2 separate regions of the Homo sapiens genome follow, and region 1 is linked to region 2. A link is a contact called in ENCODE Hi-C or POLR2A ChIA-PET data. All regions are on one chromosome and are shown on one strand. Each heading gives the region's core, a stretch centred on a gene start or an enhancer-like site at or near the end of the contact. The rest is flanking DNA. Distances are from core to core; before and after follow the strand shown.

Evidence for each region. A loop is a pair of places that touch in the nucleus more often than their neighbours do. ChIA-PET counts read pairs that join two places held with the same protein, here RNA polymerase II (POLR2A). Pooled maps may share reads with other maps.
Region 1: a pooled map of posterior vena cava shows a loop between it and region 2 (39-fold over the local background). The contact joins the enhancer-like site here to the promoter of GEMIN4 in region 2. A Hi-C loop is called at or near these places in 1 of 50 pooled maps. POLR2A ChIA-PET finds 5 or more read pairs at or near these places in 4 of 52 experiments (AG04449, AG04450, MCF 10A and 1 more).

What each region holds. Positions count from the first base shown.
Region 1 is chr17:921,223-928,844 of GRCh38, reverse strand. All of the region lies in intron 1 of NXN (nucleoredoxin), which reads left to right. Among named protein-coding and RNA genes, the nearest start is that of NXN, 55 kb to the left of the region's middle. RefSeq lists enhancers at 826-1,716, 3,895-4,450, 4,451-5,007. Within about 2 kb of position 3,929, at least 5 of the 41 ENCODE cell types and tissues checked have a DNase peak (open chromatin) inside an H3K27ac peak, as active enhancers do.
Region 2 is chr17:750,957-758,821 of GRCh38, reverse strand. GEMIN4 (gem nuclear organelle associated protein 4) reads left to right here and starts at 6,558. Exons shown (of 2, transcript NM_015721.3): 1 at 6,558-6,689. The coding sequence starts at 6,680. It also overlaps the pseudogene DBIL5P. RefSeq lists silencers at 6,179-6,438, 6,619-7,038 and an enhancer at 7,219-7,278.

The sequences.
Region 1 (7,622 bases), core at 2,680-5,179, 170 kb before region 2:
TTATTTTTTGAGACAGAGTCTCACTCTGTCACCCAGGCTGGAGCGCAGTGGCATGATCTCGGCTCACTGCAAACTCCGCCTCCCGGGTTCAAGCGATTCTCCCTCCTCAGCCTCCCGAGTAGCTGGGATTACAGGTGCCCACCACCACGCCCGGCTAATTTTTGTATTTTTAGTAGAGATGGGCTTTCACCATGTTGTCTAGGCTGGTCTCAAACTCCTGACCTCAGGTGATCAGCTTGTCTCCGCTTCCCAAAGTATTGGGATTACAGGCGTGAGCCACCGCGCCCAACCTTCCAGTACTTTTTCAAGGGAATTAAGGATAATGTTGAGATGAGCACAGCCAGAATGGATCTTTTTAGAACACAGTGAGAAACTTCCCTCTAGGTTAATGGTATTCATCCACTAATCCAAGCTTCAGGGGTGTGGTGGTTGGCCAGTTACCAGTTCACATTATCCAGCCTGTGGATCTATGTTGTCCACAAGGATTCCATAGGAAATCTCACCGAATGCTTTTCTGATGAAGTCAGATGTGCTTGGCAGAGCACGTTACCCAAACTGCCACTCTTTGGAATGAGATGTGAAGTTAGCTGGGTGTCGCTTTTTAAAGAGGTGGTGCTGTGGCTGAGACCCCCGCTGCCTGGACTCTGTGCTCTTGAGACCCCCACTTTGCAGACTGCTCATACATCAGCTTTCCTAGTGACGCATGCTTATGGCACTTTCTTTGCAAAACACCTTCGTCTGCATTCTCATTAGTCCCTTACCACAACCCTGTGAATTAAGTAACTCCTCCAGATTCTTGGCCAGAGTCCTCTTCAAGTTTACAATCTGTGGTTTCCCTTTATCTAGGATGTTTATCCTCGCCTCTCTTTGCTAATGACCACCAGCCCAGATTCTCAGAGAGGTTGACTTTGTTAACACAAGCAGCTGGGGTTGGTGAGAGTCCAGGTGGTATAAGGAACATCACGTGCAGACTCAGTAATTAAAGAAAAGCTGGTGAGGGGGCGAGTGGGCACGGCTGTCTCTAGGAGTTCTTTTGAAATGGGCTTCACTTCTCCCTCTAAGCCCGTCCCTTTTGTTCTCTGCCTCTGAGAGCCAGTGCTGTCTGGCTGGTTATGCCGTCTCCCACGGAGTATGCCTCCTTCTGCTCCTCCCGCAAACCATCGCTGTCTGACTGGTTACGTGGGCCATCTCCCACTGAGCCCGCCTCCTTCTGCTCCTCCTGCAAACCATCCTGGCTACTTTTGCTTTTTTTTTTTTTTTTTTTGAGACAAGGTTTTACTTCCGTCACCCAGGCTGGAGTGCAATGGCGTAATCTTGGCTCACTGCAACCTCCTGCCTCAACCTCCTAAGTAGCTGGGACCACAGGTGTGCACCACCACGCCTGATTATTTTATTTTCTGTGGAGACGGGGTTTCGCCTTGTTGCCGAGGCTGGTCCGGAACTTGTGAGCTCAAGCGATCTGCCTGCCCTGGCCTCCCAAAGTGCTGGGATTCCAGGTGTGAGCCACAGCACCCAGTCCTAATTTTGCTTCTTTTACCTCCCTTTTCTTTTCTTTTTTCTTTTTTTTTGAGATGGAGTCTCTGTCGCCCAGGCTGGAGTGTAGTGGCACAATCTCGGCTCACTGCAACCTCCGCTTCCCAAGTAGCTGGGTCTACAGGCGCCTGCCACCACGCCTGGCTAATTTTTTCTGTTTTTAGTAGAGGCGGGGTTTCACCATGATAGCCAGGATGGTCTCGATCTCCTGACCTCGTGATCCGCCCACCTCGGCCTCCCAAAGTGCTAGGATGACAGGCGTGAGCCACCGCACCTGGCCTTACTTTTGCTTCTCTTACCTCCCTTTTCTATACTCCTTCCAGCCTCCCATTGGATCACTGACTCACCTCCCAGGGTTGTTATGAACAGTTTTCTTGGCTGCATTGGATGGGAGATGGGCAAAAGTGTTTATCCCCAGACTCTTTCATTACCCAGAGCCTTGTTCTACAAATCCCAGGGATGTGTGGGATGGCCAGACACGTTGGCTCACGCCTGGAATCCCAGCTCTTTGGGAGGCCAAGGCGGGCAGATCGCTTGAGCTCAGGAGTTTGAGCAGCTTGGGAACATGACGAAACCCCATCTCTACAAAAAATACAAAAATGAGCCGACGTGGTGGTGCACGCCTGTGGTCTGAGCTACTCGGAACGCTGAAGTGGGAGGATGGTTTTAGCCCGGGAAGCAGAGGCTGTGGTGAGCCGAGATTGCACCACTGCACTCCAGCCTGGGCGATAGAGCCAGACCTTGTCTCAAAAAAAAAACAAAAAAACAAAAAAAAAACAAAAAACATGGGATACTCCTGTTAATAAAGAGAAAAGAGAGGGGAGGAGAGCCGGGCACAGTGGCTCACGCCTGTAATCCTAGCATTGGGAGGCTGAGGCGGGAGGATCGCTTGAGCCCAGGAGTTCGAGACCTGCCTGGGTAACATGACAAGACCCTGTCTTTATAAAAAATAAAAAAATTAGCCGGGTGTAGTGGTGCATGCCTGTAGTCCTAGCTACTTGGAGGGCTGGAGTGGGAGGATTGCTTGAGCCCGGGAGGTTGAGGCTGCAGTGAGCCATTGACGGTGCCACTGCACTACGGCCTGGGTGACAGAGTGAGATCCGTCTCTTGAAAGAGGGAAGGAGGAGAAAAATAGAGACAGAGACGGTAGATACTGAGAATGTGCGGATCTAACATTGTCTTGAATCTTGAGAGCTTTCATCCATCCCAGAGATTCCTGACAGGTCATAATTCTGCTAAGACATAGATTTGCATTGCAGCCCAGCTGCTAACTCTTAAGTCATTAAAACTTTCTTTGTGAAAAATGGCTCTTTTGCAACGAGAATCAGCTGCTACTATTGGTGATATCAGGGAAGAAAAAGCAAAGATTATCTAAAGAAGTGATAGCTCTTAGCCAGAGAAAGGGAGTTTTGGATAAACTAAAGACTGGAATGATGACTTTTTGCTGTGCTGGGAGCAAGCCCACCATGTACTTCTTGGGGAACAGGGACGTTCGTGAGCATTTTAGCAGTTGCTTGAGCCAGGGCAACGTTTGTATGAGTGAGGTGGTTTTAGAGAAAGTTGAATGGGGAGTTGTAGTGAGAGGTGAGACATTAACAGCAGCAACAACCACCACAGATCAGGAGCTGGGCACAGTGGCTCACGCCTGTCATCCCAGCACTTTGGGAGACTGAGGCGGGCGGATCACCTGAGGTCAGGAGTTCAAGACCAGCCTGGCCAACATGGTGAAACCCCGTCTCTACTAAAACTACAAAAACTAGCCAGACATGGTGGCGGGCGCCTGTAATCCCAGCTACTCGGGAGGCTGAGGCAGGAGAATCGCTTGAACCCGGGAGGCGGAGGTTGCAGTGAGCTGAGATCGCGCCATTGCATTACAGCCTGGGTGATAAGAGCAAAACTCTGTCTCAGTCAGTCAATCAGGAAAAAGCCAGAAGCCTCTCCAGCCTCCTCTGTGTTCCTGGGTTTGGGGTTTCTGAAGCTGCCTGGATGTGCTTCTCTGGAATGTTGGGGCCTCCTTGTACCCGTCACTGGACTTGTTCAGGCAGGTGCAGTGTGACCAGCTGTCAAGAGTATTCCTAGGTTTGCTTTCCGGGAGGCGGGAGGCCTCATTCTTGACTTAAGTCTCTGTATCTCCTTTCCACCCCTTCTTTCTTCCTCCCTGTCCTCTCCTTTGGTGCTTCTGCGAGACACCAAAGCCTGAGACAGTCAAACCTGAGACAATCAGCTTTGAACAAGAGATGCAGAGGCTTTTGGTGGCTAGTTCTTACACCTGAATCCGCCGGCTGCTCCCAAGGCCCTGGGCCAAACCTCAAAGCAAATAGTTACTTTTCCTTCCCATCTGACTTGTAAAATCTCTTCTCCCAACCCCCATCCCAAATTGCCACCCAGGCCTGTCTCCAGCTCTGTGTACCTGTACTTCCTGCCTTTACCTGGGCATTCCTTTCTGAGTGATGGGAGTTTCGCAGATGAAAGTAACTTACACCGAAGGTGTGAATGAGGCTTGGTCTTTGAATGTTTGCATTTTAAAACTGAATGAGGCTTGGTGCTGCCAAGGGCTGGGGCTGGGGAGCAGGGGAACGGAACGGAACGGAACGGAGTTAGTCTTTACTGAGGACGGAATTTCAGTTTGGGAAGATGGAAAGTTCTGGAGACAGATGGTGGTGATGGTAGCAGAACAGGAGATGCACCTAATGCTGCAGGACGGTCCACCGGAACACACTTGAAATAGGACATTTTCTGTTATGTATGTTCTATCACAACAACAAATTAAAAATCGGCCGGGCGCAGTGGCTCATCCCTGTAATCCTAGCACTTCGGGAGGCCGAGGTGGGCGGATCACCTGAGGTTGGGAGTTCAAGAGCAGCCTGGCCAACATGGTGAAACCCCATCTCTACTAAAAATACAAAATTAGCCGGACGTAGTGGCTCACGCCTTGCAATCCCACCTACGCGGGGGGCTGAGGCAGGAGAATCGCTTGAACCCAGGAGGTGGAGGTTGCAGTGAGCCGAGATCGCGCCATTGCACTCCAGCCTGGGCAATAAGAGCGAAACTCCATCTCAAAAAATAAATAAATAAGCTGTCCCAAATAAATAAAATAAAAAATTAGTCGGGTTTGGTGATACACACCTGTGGTCCCAGATATGCAGGATGCAGAGGTGGGAAGACCCTTGAGCCCAGAATCGTGCCACTGCACGGCAGCCTGGGCAACAGAGTGAGACCCTGTCTCAAAAAAAAAAAAAAACTTTTTGAGAATTTGAAAAATGTAGAAAAGCACTAGAATATAGGAATCATAAACCTCCCCACTGCTAACATTTTGCACTTTATTTGTATATCTTTCCTTTCTTCTGTAAAATATACTTAAAAAAATACAAAAGTGGGGTTTAACTATATACCTGTCGTTTTGTCGTTTCCACTTAACTATCTCACGAATATTCTCCTCGCTCATCAAATATTACCAAGTGTTTCATCTTCACTCTTGCTTGATGTTTCATCATTCCTGACCCCCGATGAGGTTGTCCTTCTGGTATCAAACGCACTTGTGTCCTATCTGTTTCTTTTATGCTGCTTATCAAAGTTTCTAGTTACATATGTTTTGGGGATATTTGATGTCTGTTTTCTTACAAGAGCGTAAACTCTGTGAGGACCTGTCCCCAATGCTGGACGCAGTGTCCTGCACGTTGCAGGTCTGCAAATAGTGACTATATGGATATGTTGTTGAACATTACATTTTCCAATTTTTGCTTGGATGGGATGGCCTTTATTTTAAAATTAATTAAAAATTTTTGTTTGTTTTTGAGACACGGTCTCGCTGTGTTGCCCAGGCTGGAGTGCAGTGGTGTGATCACAGCTCACTGCAGCCTAGACTTGCTCAAGCAATCCTCCCGTCTCAGCCTCCGGGGTAGCTAGGACTACAGGTATGTGCCAACACACCTGACTAATATAAAATTTTTTTGGTGTAAAGCGGGGTCTTGCTTTAAGTTGGTGCACAAGTAATTGCACCAACGTGGTTATTTTTCTGTGCGAAACACTGGAGTGGCACCCAGGTGGATGTAAACAGAGTGAATAAGACAAGGGCCCTGCCTGGAGATGTTGTAGTAAAAACCTCCTGCCTTGGCCTCCCAAAGTGTCGGGATTCCAGGTGTGAGCCACCGCGCCGTCCAGGTGGTGGTCCCTAAGGCAAAGAGAAGTCCTGAACTCGTGGATAATGCTGTCAAGGAAAGTAAAACAGGAGACAGAGTCCGGGAGAACTTGGGAGGTGAGTAAGTCGAGTTGAAGTGAGAAGTAGGGAGGAGATGAAGACTCTGGGCTCCCAGCTCAGGCCCTGGGAGCCACACACGGCACCTTGTAAGAATGCAGAGTGGGCCGGGCGTGGTGGCTCACGTCTGTAATCCCAGCACTTTGGGAGGCCGAAGGCAGGTGGATCATGAGGTCAGGAGATCGAGACCATCCTGGCTAATACGGTGAAACCCCGTCTCTACTAAAAATACAAAAAGTTAGCCGGGTGTGGTGGCGGGCACCTGTAGTCCCAGCTACTCGGGAGGCCGAGGCAGGAGAATCGCTTGAACCCCGGAGGCAGAGGTTGCAGTGAGCCGAGATCGCACCACTGCACTCCAGCCTGGGCAACTGAGCAAGACTCCGTCTCAAAAACAAAACAAAGAACGCAGAGTGGAGTCCTGGCTGGGCACTTCTCACCTTCTGACGTCTCTCTGGCTCTCAGCCCCAGATTTGAGCACCTCCTGGTTCTGTACCTCAGGCTAACTGGGTCTTTTGTTAAGCTCTTGATTTTGGAATGTACGCTTAGATTTTATTCGTGGCCCCATCCTATTTCCAACTAATGGTTCTCACACTTTTCTTTTTTTCTTTTTTTGAGACGGAGTTTTGCTCTTGTTGCCCAGGCTGGAGTGCAGTGGCACGATCTTGGCTCACCACAACCTCTGCCTCCCGGGTTCAAGTGATTCTCCTACCTCAGTCTCCCGAGTAGAGTAGCTGGGACTACAGGTGCCCGCCACCACACCCAGCTAATTTTTGTATTTTTAGAGATGAGGTTTCACCGTGTTGGCCAGGCTGGTCTCAAACTCCCAGCCTCAAATGATCCACCTGCCTCGGCCTCCCAAAGTGTTAGGATTACAGACGTGAGCCACTGTGCCTGGCCAATTCTTACAGCTTTAAGTCATATCCCTGAATACAGGGCTAACCCGTTTCTGTTGGCCAACAAAGTCACAGTTACCCGCTGAAAAGGGTTTCTTAGAATGAGGCCCTTTGCCCAGTCTACTACCAAAGGGTTGATGTGGGGAGCTGGGTTGACAGCGATGTCTTCAGTCTATATAAGAAATACAGAGGGAGAAGCAGGTTGGAGGAAGGCGGTAACCTCAATTTTAGAAATGTTGAGTTTGAGGTTCCCTTGGGATACAGGTGAGACTGCGGGCAGGTAGAGCCCAGAAGAGATGCCAGTGGCCAATGAGGGAGAGAGCCTGGGCCTGCCAGGTGTTGTCCAGGGGCAGTGAGGATGAGAGCCTGGGCCGGCCAGGTGTTGTCCAGGGGCAGTGAGGATGAGAGCCTGGGCCGGCCAGGTGTTGTCCAGGGGCAGTGAGGATGAGAGCCTGGGCCGGCCAGGTGTTGTCCAGGGGCAGTGAGGATGAGAGCCTGGGCCTGCCAGGTGTTGTCCAGGGGCAGTGAGGATGAGAGCCTGGGCCGGCCAGGTGTTGTCTAGCGTGCTGGAGCAGATGGACTCATCTTCGGGACAGGAGGAGAAAGCCAAGGGTGAAACCATCACCCCCAGCATTCAGGGGCAGGCAGAGGGGCTGGCGTAGGGGACCAAGGACAAGCCACAGATGCAGAGGGGCCAGGAGAGGTGCGGGAAGCGTTTCGAGGAAAAGATGGAAAGCAGCAGTTTCAGGGGGCGCCGTGGACCGGAACAAGATGACGGGTTCCGCTGGGTGTTGTTGGTGGCCCCGCTGAGAGCCGGCTTGTGAGTGCGGAGAGGGAGCCGGGGTAGGAGGAGGCTGTGGTGAGTCAGGGAGCTTGGGGCTGAGCCAGAGGAACATAGAGGTTGCCTGGGGATAAACAGTTACCTTTTGAGTGGTAAAGAC
Region 2 (7,865 bases), core at 5,309-7,808:
TCAGCCTCCCAAGTAGCTGGGATTACAGGCATGCGCCACCACGTCTGGCTAATTTTGTATTTTTAGTAGAGATGGGCTTTCTCCGTGTTGGTTAGGTTGGTCTCGAACTCCCGACCTCAGGTGATCCACCTGCCTCAGCCTGGGATTACAGGTGTGAGCCACCGTGCCCTTCTCTTTTTTTTTATACATGTGGAAATTATTATATGAACTTTGAATAACCAGGTAAACTTCTGCTTCTCTTTAGAATGTATGTTAATTTTCCAATTTTCTATTAGATTATTAAGTAATTTTTAATGTTCATCTCTAGTAATATTGTCCTTGTGAAAAGAAACTCCTTTTCCCAGTGTATTGGGCTGCTATAATGTGGCCCTCGAAGTTTGTTGTAGTAAAATAAGTGGTTTATATAAGTACCGAATAACTAAATAACACACACAGGTTTCCCTTTTATCTGCTTATCTTGTATTTTGGCGTACCAAAACGTTTTTCTCCTAAATATACAACTGTGCATGATAGTGGGCACCATGCAGGGTGAACAGTAATGCTGTTTGTCTGCATAGGACATTTTGGCTTTAGGAGATCTGCCTCCTTTTATTTATTTCATTGCCTGTCATGTCTCGCTTTGTTGCGTTTTGTTTTTGCTTTTGTTTTTGTTTTTTTTTAAGACGGAGTTTCACTCTTGTTGCCCAGGCTGGAGTGCAATGGCGCAACCTCGGCTCACCGCAACCTCTGCCTCCCGAGTTTGAGCGATTCTCCTGCCTCAGCCTCCCAAGTAGCTGGGATTACAGGCATGTGCCACCACACATGGCTAATTTTGTATTTTTAGTAGAGACGGGTTTTCTCCATGTTGGTCAGGCTGGTCTTGAACTTCTGACCTCAGGTGATCAGCCACCTCGTCCTGTTGGCGTTTTTTAACATTTTATTCATCCTAAAGCCCTCTAGTGTACAACTTTGGCTTTTTATCAAGGCATCCAGAAGCTTGCTTCTGCACAGTTCAGCTAAGTAATTCTAAACCAAAAAAGAGTAATTTTTAAAAATTATTATTTAGGCCGGGCGCGGCGGCTCAAGCCTATAATGCCAGCACGTTGGGAGGCTGAGGCAGGCGGATCACCTGAGGTCGGGAGCTCGAGACCAGCCTGACCAACACGGAGAAACCCCATCTCTACTAAAAATACAAAATTAGATGGGTGTGGTGGTACCTGCCTGTAATCCCAGCTACTCAGGAGGCCAAGGCAGGAGAATCCCTTGAACCTGGGAGGCGGAGGTCGCGGTGAAGCGAGATCACGCTGTCGCACTCCAGCTGGGCACCAAGAGCGAAACTCCGTCTCAAAAAAAAAAAAATTATTTAGACGCCCATTAGATCCGCAAAAACTAATTTTAAACAAAAGTGATTAGTTTCCCACATCTGGGGGATATGATCAATTAGAAAATGGCATGAGGAAGATAGCTTTGCCCAAGCTGGTGTTTCATTTTTGGTTTTTGAGACATTGCTCTATCACGCAGGGTGGAGTGCAGTGGGGCACCATCGTGGCTTTCTGCAGCCTTGACCTCTGGGGCTCAAGAGATCCTCCCACCTCAGCCTCCCGAATGGCTGGGCCCACAGCCACGTGCCACCACACCCAGCCAACGTTTTGATCTTTTGTAGCGACCGTCTCACTGCGTTGTTCAGGCTGCAAGCTGTTGTTTCAAACAGATGAAGTTGGAAAGTTCTTCAGCTTCTCCAGAGTTGTTTTTTTGAATCAAGGGGTTGTGGAGCCTACATGTAAATACAAGTGTGCCTTGAGTTAAATCTCCGGGAAGACTTAGAACGGCCGTGTTGCCAGAGCTCTCCTAGTTAGCCTGCAGGACTGTCTGAAGTCCGTGTCCGTCTGACATGTTACCGGAATTAACAAACCTAGGGACGGTGAGTGCTCCTTCATGTGGCTTTCTGGCTCTCTCACCTGCCACTCAGTGCCGCTGTGACTTAGCAGCCAGAGTTTTCAGGAGACCTCCAACGTGTCCGTTGAAATTCAGGGTAAGAGTTGAGAAGTTTCCCTGTTTGTTCTAAGAGTTCTTACCCCAACCTCAGGGGAAATCAATAGTAAATTTACTCTGACTTCAATGATAATAAAGAAGTGCCCTTGCCTCATCCTCTTTATATAAAGCAATAGAGCCACATGGTTCAAAAATGAAAACAATATGAAAAGGTATTGTAAACCGGGTAAGTGTCTGAGACAAGTCTCGCCCATTTAGAGGTTTATTTTGCCAAGGCTGAGGATGTGCCTGAGACACAACCACAGATCTGTGGCCCCCGCACACTTTCCAGAGAGGATTTTTAGGGCCTCAGTATGTGGGATATGACGACGTTTCTCTTCAAATAATCTGATCAATCTTTTATTCTTTAATTCATAGCGCCCCGCCCCCTTTTTCTCCTTTTCCCTTTTTGCCTTTGTGAGATGCCCAGGCACGCCACAGCACCAGGCGTTATCAGTACCAGCTCACATTCCTTTCCTTATTTGGAAAGAGGACTAACTTTCTAGCTCATTACAGACACCCCTTCCCCTTCCTCTCCGCTTTCTTTTACGGGCCCACCCTATCTAAAAAAATCAAATGTTTAGCCAAGCGCGATTAGTTTAGATTGTACGACCTGACCCCGGCCAATGGGGAAAGGGTAGAGGGGCAGGACTTGTGTCAGGAACAAAGGCTCTCGTGCCCCTTTGTTCAGGTGTGCTCTCATGACAACTGGCCAAGGAGGCACCCCTCTGCACAGAAGTAAAATTGCTTTGCTAAGAATCCTTTGTTCGAGTGTTCTATTTCCTTAGGATTTTGAGCATTATTCCTAACAAGTATTTAAAAGGGAAAGAGCAGGAAGGGAGGGAAGAGGGAAAGGAAAAATACAGGAGGGTAGGTAGGGAGATAAGTGGTTACATTCTTATTAGGCTTTGATCAGCGCTCACCAAATCTACATGTCACAGTGAAAGGAGGGGGTAGAGGAACAGTCAGTTTTGCATTCAGCTCAGTAAATCTACATTTAGCACTCACCAAATCTACATGTTACAGTGAAAGGAGCAGGCAGAGGAACAGTCAGTTTTGCATTCAGCTCAGTAAATCTACATTTAGTGCTCACCAAATCTACATGTTACAGTGAAAGGAGCGGGCAGAGGAACAGTTACGCATTCAGCTCAGTAAGTCTACATTTAGCACTCACCAAATCTACATGTTACAGTGAAAGGAGCAGGCAGAGGAACAGTCAGTTTTGCATTCAGCTCAGTAAATCTACATTTAGCGCTCACCAACTCTACATGTTACAGTGAAAGGAGCGGGCAGAGGAACACTCAGTTATGCATTCAGCTCAGTAAATCTACATTTAGTGCTCACCAAATCTACATGTTACAGTGAAAGGAGCGGGCAGACGAACAGTCAGTTATGCATTCAGCTCAGTAAATCTACATTTAGCGCTCACCAAATCTACATGTTACAGTGAAAGGAGCGGGCAGAGGAACAGTTATGCATTCAGCTCAGTAAATCTACATTTACTGCTCACCAAATCTATATGTTACAGTGAAAGCAGCAGGCAGAGGAACAGTTATGCATTCAGCTCAGTACATCTATGTTTTGTCTCGGCTGGTGAGGGATGGTTTCTGGTGTTGTCTTTGTCCCTTACCTATGAAGATAAGCTGTTAATTTATATTGTCAGGTGAGGGAGACCACCTGGGGAGATATGTGGCCTTCTGTCTTGTAGCTTATCTGTTTAGGAACAAAAGGAAGTTTTTTGCATATTCCATGACTCAATTTCCAAGCTTAACTTTTCCTTTTCGCTTAGTGAATTTGGTCCCAAGATTTTATTTTCCTTTCACAGTATACCCCATGCCCATCAATCCCATTCCCCCTGCATCCTATAGGTAACCTCTTCTTAAGCAAATACAAATAGATAAATCCTTATTTTCTGTTTTTTTTTTTAAAACTTTATTTTACTGTTACTTTCTGCTGTCCTAATTATGGCACATTTTTACTTTCTAGGTTCTGTGATTTACAGAGTGGTCTGGCTATGTGGACAGCTTCTAAATTGTCACCACATTTTGGAGCAAGATGTATTATTTTTACAATTAATTTACATTTAACATGAATCATGATCCTAAGTGCATCAGAATGTCTTCATAACATTCGCCAAAGAAGAGAGGGCAGCACTGCTGTTCTACAGTGTGGCTCTCACCTGGTCCACAGTTACCAGAAATAGTTCTTTCGTTGCTGTGATGTCCTGGGTGGGCTTCATTCTTTAGTAATGTACTTTGTCTACAGCAACTTCCTGCAACTATGTGAACAGATCTTGAAGACACACAGTGAGGTTTGGTTTCCTTTGTCCTCTTAAGTCTTTATGGTTGTTGCTTCTATTGTTTATTGGTCCCAGTGAGAACTGCAGCTGACCTGATGTCATGATCTGTGAAGATAGTTTCTATTAAAGAAGAAGTACCAGGAAATCCCATATGCCACCGTAGACCTGCCTTTCTGGATACCATTTACTACTCCATACTCCAGCCGCCATGCACAATGGTTGTGTATGAGGCTCCTGTGATCATTAACAGGAGTAGAAGCTGGGCTCAGACACTCTGGCACTTGCATAGGTCAAGGGGTGTGTTGTGCTCTTGCAACAAATCCCACATAGACATCCATATGCATATTGTCCCACCGTCCCCTAAGCAGAAACCAGGGTTAAGTACAGAATAGTCCCGGGAACATTTTGGTTGCCCGGCCTTAGGTGAGCCTTTCTGGGGCTGGGATTTTGACACCATCTGCTCCATTGTTTCTAAACTGCTGTGTTCTGGCGCATCAATTGTTTCATCACATTATCATCACGGAAAGCTTGGTCTCCCTCAAAACATGAACCGGGTAGGCCCTGTGTTCCAGTGGGGGCTTTTGGACTTGACTTTAGTGTTTAGGAGGACAGAGTCCCTCTCCCCTCTGTGGTGCTGGGGTATTAGTAAATCAGCCTTGAAGAGATAAGGGGCTGGGGCCTCAACCTCCCAAGAGGCTGTCACTGGAGAATGGTCTCCTGCCCTCAGATCTTGGGCATTTCCACAGCACACTGTCCCCCTCGTCCTTCCAAATACCTACATACGCTCTTGTAATAGGAGAGCTGGGAACTCCACCCAAAACCATACAAAAAGTTAGTCTGTGTATTTGGACGCCTCCCCAGCACTCAGTCACCGAGTTTCTCCTTTCCAACAGCAGTCACTCTCATGCAGTTTAAGTGATTTATTGATGTCTCGGCTAAGCTTGCGACAGTTTCAGGACATTTCAGCCATCAAGGTCTAAGAAGCCCTTTCCATTCCCGAGGAGCCCTCAGCCAGCCTCCTTCTTCCTCATCTCCTCACTCTGGCCGCGTAGCCCCTCATGGCGTCCATCTTGGACGCCCCTTTGTTCGCGCTCCACGCCCCCCACTTCCTTCTTCGTCAGCTCCTCCACTTTGGCCGCGTAGCCCCTCATGGCGTCCATCTTGGACGCCCCTTTGTTCGCGCTCCACGCCCCCCACTTCCTTCTTCGTCAGCTCCTCCACTTTGGCCGCGTAGCCCCTCATGGCGTCCATCTTGGACGCCCCTTTGTTCGCGCTCCACGCCCCCCACTTCCTTCTTCGTCAGCTCCTCCACTTTGGCCGCGTAGCCCCTCATGGCGTCCATCTTGCACGCCCCTTTGTTCGCGCTCCACGCCCCCCACTTCCTTCTTCGTCAGCTCCTCCACTTTGGCCGCGTAGCCCCTCATGGCGTCCATCTTGGACGCCCCTTTTTTCGCGCTCCAAGCCTCCCACTTGGCCCTGGCTCTCACGTCTGAGGCCGGAGGGCCGGGGATGTCGCAGTCGCCCTGGGTGGCCTGTTTGTACAAGCCGTAGACCAGCAGCTTCTCCTGATCGCTCACGGGACCCTTCAGCTGCTTGAGGGCCGCGCAGCTCGAACTCCACTTGGCACATGGGGTGGTGGAGGCGGTCCCTGGTGCTAGAAGCTGGAGGTGGAGAGTTGGAGTGGCTGTTACTACTCGATCTCAGGGGGAGGAGACAGGCACGCGATGTTTGTGTTTTGTCAAGCACAGATTGCAAGCTCGGGGTCCAGCGTAAACCCCACCATGTTTGGGCTCACACGGCGCATTTTCTGGGGAGGACCAGCCGTCAAAAAGCGTCTAGGATCCGGAACGCTGCTGTCTGGAGGGGGCGGCGCGGCAGGAGCGCGTTGAGGGACTGTATGTGGCGCGAGCTGGGCGGGTGGGAGTGGAAGCCTCGCGTGGTGCGGCCGCGCTGGGTGGTGGGCGTCCCGGGGGAGGCGCTCGGTGGGGGTGAACTGTGTGCGGGGCACGCCCGGGGTTACCGGGTGAGGGTGAATGCGGGGCCGGGGAATCATGAGCCCGACCCGCTGGGACCCCGGAAGAGGGGCCGGGCAGGGGACGGTGCGGAGGGGTCTAGTGAGCGACGTCCGGGTACCTGAGGGCTGGTGGGAGGGCTCTGCCGGAAGGCGGCGCTGTGCGCTTGGCGCGCTCGTTCGTGAGGACTGCGCGTGCGCGGCGGAGGCTGTGGGCGGGGCCGGGCGGAGGTTGTGAGCAGGCCTAAGCGCGGCCGCCGTGGCTCCTGCGTCTCCCATCGTGCCGTGCGTCCCGCGCCGCGTTCGAGTTCTCGGAGGGGAGGGGGCGTTAGCCCCGCGCAGCCGCCGGCGTCGCCGCCATGGACCTAGGTGGGTGCCGCGGCTCCCCGGCCCCGGGCTGCGTCCAGCAATGCGCCACCAGAGCGGTGCTGCCCCGTCGCGTCTCCTCCTGTCGCGCACGCTCGCGCGGGCCCGGACCGAAACGTCCCCCGCGTCGGGGCGGGTCTAGGGGTCCCGGGGTGGCCTTGGCGGGGGGTGGTCCGGGTCCCGCCGCGCGTTGGGCCGCGTCTTGCCGCCTCCGGCCCCCTGCGCTTGAAAACACGGAGCAGACGTGAAGTTAGAGCCCTTGGAAGCGCCCGGGGCTCGCGCACGTGCTTTGGGAAACGGGCTCCCTCCGAGCACCCCTGGGCGCCCCGACGGCCTCATTTCCTGAACGGCAGCTGCGTTCTTGAGCAAGTGTCTTAACGCTCCAAGTGTCTTACGCTCATGACGTTTCCTCATCGACAGAGCGGGGAGAATGGAAGTGTGTCTCCCCACTGAGTTTTGGGCGACTTTGCATTGAGATCGCCGAGGTACAGTGTCCCTTGTGGGGTTGCGCGGGTCACACCCGCGGTGGGGGCGGCTGCGCTCCTGAGGTATCACTTTGTGAACCTGCGTGCGTCCGGATTCAGAATCTTACAGGCAAGGTCTGGGAGGGAGCCCATAGGAACTAGATGCTCCCTGCTAAATCTTGGCACACGCTGCTAAGACCAGGAGGCTGTTCTGGGAGAGCTGGGGGTGAGGCACCCCGAGATGTGTCAGCAGTAGTAGGCTGGGGGGAAATGGTCTGGTCCCCGCCCCCAGACAGCTTTTCAGGAGCGGAATGGCAGAGCTCTAAGGGCTTGGAGCCCCTCAGCCGTAATTGCTTCCCAGCCCCACCACATTCAGGCTGGGACACCCTCAGCAAATCGTTTCTGCGCCTCAGTGTCCTTATCTCTAGAGCAGGAATACTAGTCCTCAAAAGGTGATTGTGAATAGAAGAGATCTTACCTGTGTACCACCTAGCACAGTGTCTGGCATGGAGTAGGTGCTTAATAAACCTAAGAAGCGGGCTGTGGCAAGCACTAGTTAACCATCCATGATAGAGTACCGGAGTATTTTCCAGCTAGTAACCGCCCTGGGACTTACTACTTCAAACTGTGCGTACTTAATGCGCCTGGAAGGCAGGTGTTTAGGGCCAAACATCTGCTCAACTAAGCCAATAATGCAATAAAATTAAATTTACAG